Linked DNA regions of Homo sapiens: region 2 is linked to region 1. The links are chromatin loops, found by intact Hi-C in ENCODE. Cell type or tissue: natural killer cell. All regions are shown on one strand. Links, peaks and the distances in the headings refer to the core of each region. The heading gives the core; the rest is flanking DNA.

Region 1 (2,906 bases), core at 100-2,599:
CGCTCGTTCCGAGGGTCCTGCGACTGGAGGAGGCACATCCCTGAGCAGCCACTCCCTCCCCGCAGCGGCCTGTCGCCGAGCTCCCGCGCCCTGCTTGAGCTCGGGAGAGATCGCTGCGGGGCAGTCCGGCCCGGGAGCGAGAGAAAGAACGAAAATGCACAGCTCTCTCCGAGTAAGGCGAACAGATGGAGAGGAAGACGAACAATTAAACGAAACAAACAGAATAAAACAGAAACGAAATCGGGCCCCGGGGGGCTGGGCCACCCGGAGGTTGGGCTCGGGGCGGGTGGGTGGCGGCCCCTCGCTAACCTCTGGCCTCACCCTGTCCTGGCAGACGCTGGGTCGGGCCGGCAGCCCGCGTTGCGCCCGCACGTGCACAAGCAGACGGAGAAGACGACCCGCGTGCGGACTGTGCTGAACGAGAAGCAGCTGCACACTCTGCGGACCTGCTACGCCGCCAACCCGCGGCCCGACGCTCTCATGAAGGAGCAGCTGGTGGAGATGACCGGCCTGAGCCCGCGGGTCATCCGCGTCTGGTTCCAGAACAAGCGCTGCAAGGACAAGAAGAAATCCATTCTCATGAAGCAGCTGCAGCAGCAGCAGCACAGCGACAAGACGGTGAGCAGCCGCTGGGCCGGAGGCTCGAGTCGGGTGGGGGCTGCGCTTCCGCCGCGGTATCTGCGTGCCCTTTTCTGGGCGAGCCCTGGGAGATCCAGGGAGAACTGGGCGCTCCAGATGGTGTATGTCTGTACCTTCACAGCAAGGCTTCCCTTGGATTTGAGGCTTCCTATTTTGTCTGGGATCGGGGTTTCTCCTTGTCCCAGTGGCAGCCCCGCGTTGCGGGTTCCGGGCGCTGCGCGGAGCCCAAGGCTGCATGGCAGTGTGCAGCGCCCGCCAGTCGGGCTGGTGGGTTGTGCACTCCGTCGGCAGCTGCAGAAAGGTGGGAGTGCAGGTCTTGCCTTTCCTCACCGGGCGGTTGGCTTCCAGCACCGAGGCTGACCTATCGTGGCAAGTTTGCGGCCCCCGCAGATCCCCAGTGGAGAAAGAGGGCTCTTCCGATGCGATCGAGTGTGCGCCTCCCCGCAAAGCAATGCAGACCCTAAATCACTCAAGGCCTGGAGCTCCAGTCTCAAAGGTGGCAGAAAAGGCCAGACCTAACTCGAGCACCTACTGCCTTCTGCTTGCCCCGCAGAGCCTTCAGGGACTGACTGGGACGCCCCTGGTGGCGGGCAGTCCCATCCGCCATGAGAACGCCGTGCAGGGCAGCGCAGTGGAGGTGCAGACGTACCAGCCGCCGTGGAAGGCGCTCAGCGAGTTTGCCCTCCAGAGCGACCTGGACCAACCCGCCTTCCAACAGCTGGTGAGGCCCTGCCCTACCCGCCCCGACCTCGGGACTCTGCGGGTTGGGGATTTAGCCACTTAGCCTGGCAGAGAGGGGAGGGGGTGGCCTTGGGCTGAGGGGCTGGGTACAGCCCTAGGCGGTGGGGGAGGGGGAACAGTGGCGGGCTCTGAAACCTCACCTCGGCCCATTACGCGCCCTAAACCAGGTCTCCCTGGATTAAAGTGCTCACAAGAGAGGTCGCAGGATTAACCAACCCGCTCCCCCGCCCTAATCCCCCCCTCGTGCGCCTGGGGACCTGGCCTCCTTCTCCGCAGGGCTTGCTCTCAGCTGGCGGCCGGTCCCCAAGGGACACTTTCCGACTCGGAGCACGCGGCCCTGGAGCACCAGCTCGCGTGCCTCTTCACCTGCCTCTTCCCGGTGTTTCCGCCGCCCCAGGTCTCCTTCTCCGAGTCCGGCTCCCTAGGCAACTCCTCCGGCAGCGACGTGACCTCCCTGTCCTCGCAGCTCCCGGACACCCCCAACAGTATGGTGCCGAGTCCCGTGGAGACGTGAGGGGGACCCCTCCCTGCCAGCCCGCGGACCTCGCATGCTCCCTGCATGAGACTCACCCATGCTCAGGCCATTCCAGTTCCGAAAGCTCTCTCGCCTTCGTAATTATTCTATTGTTATTTATGAGAGAGTACCGAGAGACACGGTCTGGACAGCCCAAGGCGCCAGGATGCAACCTGCTTTCACCAGACTGCAGACCCCTGCTCCGAGGACTCTTAGTTTTTCAAAACCAGAATCTGGGACTTACCAGGGTTAGCTCTGCCCTCTCCTCTCCTCTCTACGTGGCCGCCGCTCTGTCTCTCCACGCCCCACCTGTGTCCCCATCTCGGCCGGCCCGGAGCTCGCCCACGCGGACCCCCGCCCTGCCCCAGCTCAGCGCTCCCTGGCGGCTTCGCCCGGGCTCCTAGCGGGGAAAAGGAAGGGGATAACTCAGAGGAACAGACACTCAAACTCCCAAAGCGCATGATTGCTGGGAAACAGTAGAAACCAGACTTGCCTTGAAAGTGTTTAAGTTATTCGACGGAGGACAGAGTATGTGAGCCTTTGCCGAACAAACAAACGTAAGTTATTGTTATTTATTGTGAGAACAGCCAGTTCATAGTGGGACTTGTATTTTGATCTTAATAAAAAATAATAACCCGGGGCGACGCCACTCCTCTGTGCTGTTGGCGCGGCGGGAGGGCCGGCGGAGGCCAGTTCAGGGGTCAGGCTGGCGTCGGCTGCCGGGGCTCCGCGTGCTGCGGGCGGGGCGGGCCCGGTGGGGATTGGGCGCGGCCGAGGGGGTGGGGCTGGGCGCATGCGCGCTGAGGGCCCTCCCAGAAGCAGGAGCGCCCCATTGGCGACCCCTGGGCACCTGGCGGCCCAGGCCCGCGGGCAGGAGGCGGGACCCGTTTGGGCGGGAAACCTGCGGCACTTGTGGCGGTTGAGCGGCGGACTCCGGCCTAGGGTTATGCGGGCGAGGGCGCGCCCCGCTCCCGGAACCAGCCTTGGCCTGGCGCCTGCCGAGCCCCGAGCC
Region 2 (2,906 bases), core at 86-2,585, 56 kb before region 1:
TTCAAGCCTCGACCTCATTTAAAAAGATGAAAAAAAAAAATTAGGCAAACATCAAATACATTCTGGAACAATTTTGCTATTTTATATACTGGAGTAAATTTTCATATTATGTAACTGCCATATTAAGCATGTCACCTCCTCTATAAACCTTTTCTGGCCTCTGACACTCCTATACTTCTATAAAGCATTCAACACTACTATGATTACCTAGTTAACTAATTGTGTAATTAATATGAGTTTTTTTCCCACTAGAATAAAAACTCTTTAATTTCAGGATCTATATCTATCTTGGTCACTGCCATATCTGCAATATTTAGCAAAACTCTACATATAATAGATGCTCAATAAATTTCTCTGAATGACTGAATAAAGTTATTATTTGAATGGGAGTCATCTCAAGGACTTTAAACTCCTCGAGAGGAAGAACATTCTGCCTTTTCATCTGTTTCTCCAGCACTTGGCAATAAGCCTGTCATAGAACAGATAACCAATATACATTTCTTGAATAAATAAGTGAATAAACAAGTCAGGGCCCAGCTCGGTGGCTCACACCTGTAATCCCAACACTTTGGGAGGCTGAAGTGGGCGGATCACCTGAGGTCAGGATTTCGAGACCAGCCTGACCAACATGCAGAACCTCCGTCTCTACTAAAAATACAAAATTATTATTTTTATTTATTTATTTATTTATTTTTTAGGAGGAGTTTCACTCTTGTTGCCCAGGCTGAAATGCAATGGTGCGATCTCGGCTCACTGCAACCTCTGCCTCCCAGGTTCAAGCAATTCTCCTGCCTCACCCTCCTGAGTAGCTGGGACTACTGGCATCCACCACCATGCCCAGCTAATTTTTTGTATTTTTAATAGAGACGGGGTTTCACTATGTTGGCCAGGCTGGTCTCGAACACTTGACCTCGGGTGATCCACCCGCCTCGGCTTCCCAAAGTGCTGGAATTACAGGTGTGAGTCACCGCGCTGGGCGTAGTGGCACATGCCTGTAATCCCAGCTACTCGGGAGGCTGAGGCAGGAGAATCGCTTGAACCTGGGAGGTGGAGGTGGCGGTGAGCAGAGATTGTGCCATTGCACTCCAGCCTAGGCAACAAGAGCGAAACTCCATCTCAAAAAGAAAAAAAGAAAACGAAAAACAAGTCAGATATATCACTTCAAAATATTAATTTTTTTTTCTCAATGATACTTGCAATAGAAGGCTGTCTGAAAGCTTATTTTGTTGGATGTTTAATTGCAAGGATTTAAAAAGCATAACAGTCCTTATTTTTTCAAAAAGTTAGTCAGTGGGCCATAAAAAAATCATTGTTTTTAAAGACAAGGAGCATGATGTATAAAAATAAGCATGTCTTATGCAATATTAACAGTTTTGATATTAAATGTTAAGAAACTTTTTAAAGAGTTATACACAAAGACATGGACAACTCTGGAAATCTTTCCAAGTGGAAAGAAGGGTAGGAATTATACACAAGATGGCCCTGAAATTCAAGCCAGTTCTATCTATAATTGAGAAGCCAACCATACTCTGCAGAATTCATGGAAGTCCATCAATAAGATGGCACCAAGTGGCAAAGTTATGCAGATAAGATTTATACCATGCTCCCCCTGGTGCCAGTGACTAGGTGTGCAACAGAAACCCCAAACTGTGTATTATGCTCATAATTTCATTTTCCTAATTGGTTAAATGGGAATAATATCCCAAACTTCCCAACTTCTTACATTTGAAAAAGATCTGTGTACTTCTAAAATAAATACTAAAAATAAAAAAAAAAATCAAAGTATTTTCAATTTACATCTTTTAAGATTAATATTTCACTTACCACCAGATACCACCACTTTGGCACCTGTTAGCTCTGGTCGATCACTTTTTGTTAATTTCTGGTCAAGCCACTCTGATATTTCCACTGGTGAAGTACTTGATGCTGCATACATTAATACATAATAAAACAATGACTATGATTTCAAGTTCTATAACAAGAATTATTTTCAAGAGAAACACACAAGTATATAATTCCACGAAATTTAAGTTAATTACTGTGAATTTTCAGTGCTCCTAATTAATTCTCTCTGATAATGGAAAGACTTAAGGAGACTAGATTCCAGCCTTTGCCACATTAGCTGTATGACTCCAGAAATCATTCAATTCTCTGAGTCTGAATATAGAATAACTTTCTTTCTATGAGGTTCAAATAAGACACTATATATGTTAAAGTGTGACACCCTCCACACGTTTCCTATTACATTCTTCTGTTATACTGAATCACCCAAATATAATAGGAAACAGTGACAAGAGTAAAAAAGCTTAATCTTAATAGATCCTCTGTCTCCCACTCCCTTGATCTACCAAAGCAACTATCCTAGTACCAAAGATAATGTGAAAAAGATGTAAGTTATACATATTTATTATTTTTGTATAAGCTTGGGAATATCATTTAAATTGAACTTTCAAATACTATTCATTAGAAATGTAGGCAGAGGTCATCTCTTATTATAATACAGTCTATGAATTAAAAAAGTAAGAAACAAAACAAAAAAACTCCAAATGAACACTCACCCTTTTCTGAACTGGCACTACCGCCACTTGTTGCTGCAGCATCAAAGGATGTTCCACGGACAGAAAACACTTTCACTTTCTCATCACACTTCACTGTACATAGAGCATTTCCTGAAACATACAATCTATTTCTTAAAAGCAACAGCAAAAGGCAACAAAACTAGCACTCCTTTGATGCTTGGAATTTACTTCACAGACAAGGCAAGAAATAACTATTGACCAGTTGTCTTCTAACTCTATTAAGTATAGGAAAAAATGAACCATAACGGTGAAGAAACATATCAGCAGATATCTGTATAACCCTGGATGTCTTTAAAAGCAGGACAGGTACTACCACACCTAGAAGGA

Evidence for each region. Peaks named below come from ENCODE experiments on the same cell type or tissue, not always from the same donor. Only the 100,000 strongest peaks of a DNase experiment are listed, where the experiment ranks them.
Region 2: a loop joins it to region 1, with 3 times the contacts of the local background. A loop is called at or near these places in 6 of 110 quality-filtered maps.

Annotation. Positions count from the first base shown.
Region 1 is chr15:76,339,942-76,342,847 of GRCh38, forward strand. It overlaps ISL2 (ISL LIM homeobox 2), which reads left to right. Exons shown (of 6, transcript NM_145805.3): 4 at 335-618; 5 at 1,193-1,360; 6 at 1,778-2,534. The coding sequence ends at 1,894. It overlaps LOC124903532, which reads right to left. Exons shown (of 1, transcript XM_047433420.1): 1 at 2,452-2,906. The coding sequence ends at 2,839. Among named protein-coding and RNA genes, the nearest start is that of ISL2, 4.6 kb to the left of the region's middle. RefSeq lists an enhancer at 197-952. In natural killer cell, for the core only: a CTCF peak has its summit at 1,219; DNase peaks (open chromatin) are centred at 530, 1,250 and 1,940; H3K4me3 peaks cover 1,040 bases; H3K27me3 peaks cover 2,299 bases.
Region 2 is chr15:76,283,813-76,286,718 of GRCh38, forward strand. It overlaps ETFA (electron transfer flavoprotein subunit alpha), which reads right to left. Exons shown (of 12, transcript NM_000126.4): 6 at 2,559-2,669; 7 at 1,825-1,926; 8 at 1-13. Among named protein-coding and RNA genes, the nearest start is that of ETFA, 26 kb to the right of the region's middle. In natural killer cell, for the core only: a CTCF peak has its summit at 1,636 (motif pointing left); a DNase peak (open chromatin) is centred at 1,609; H3K27ac peaks cover 402 bases.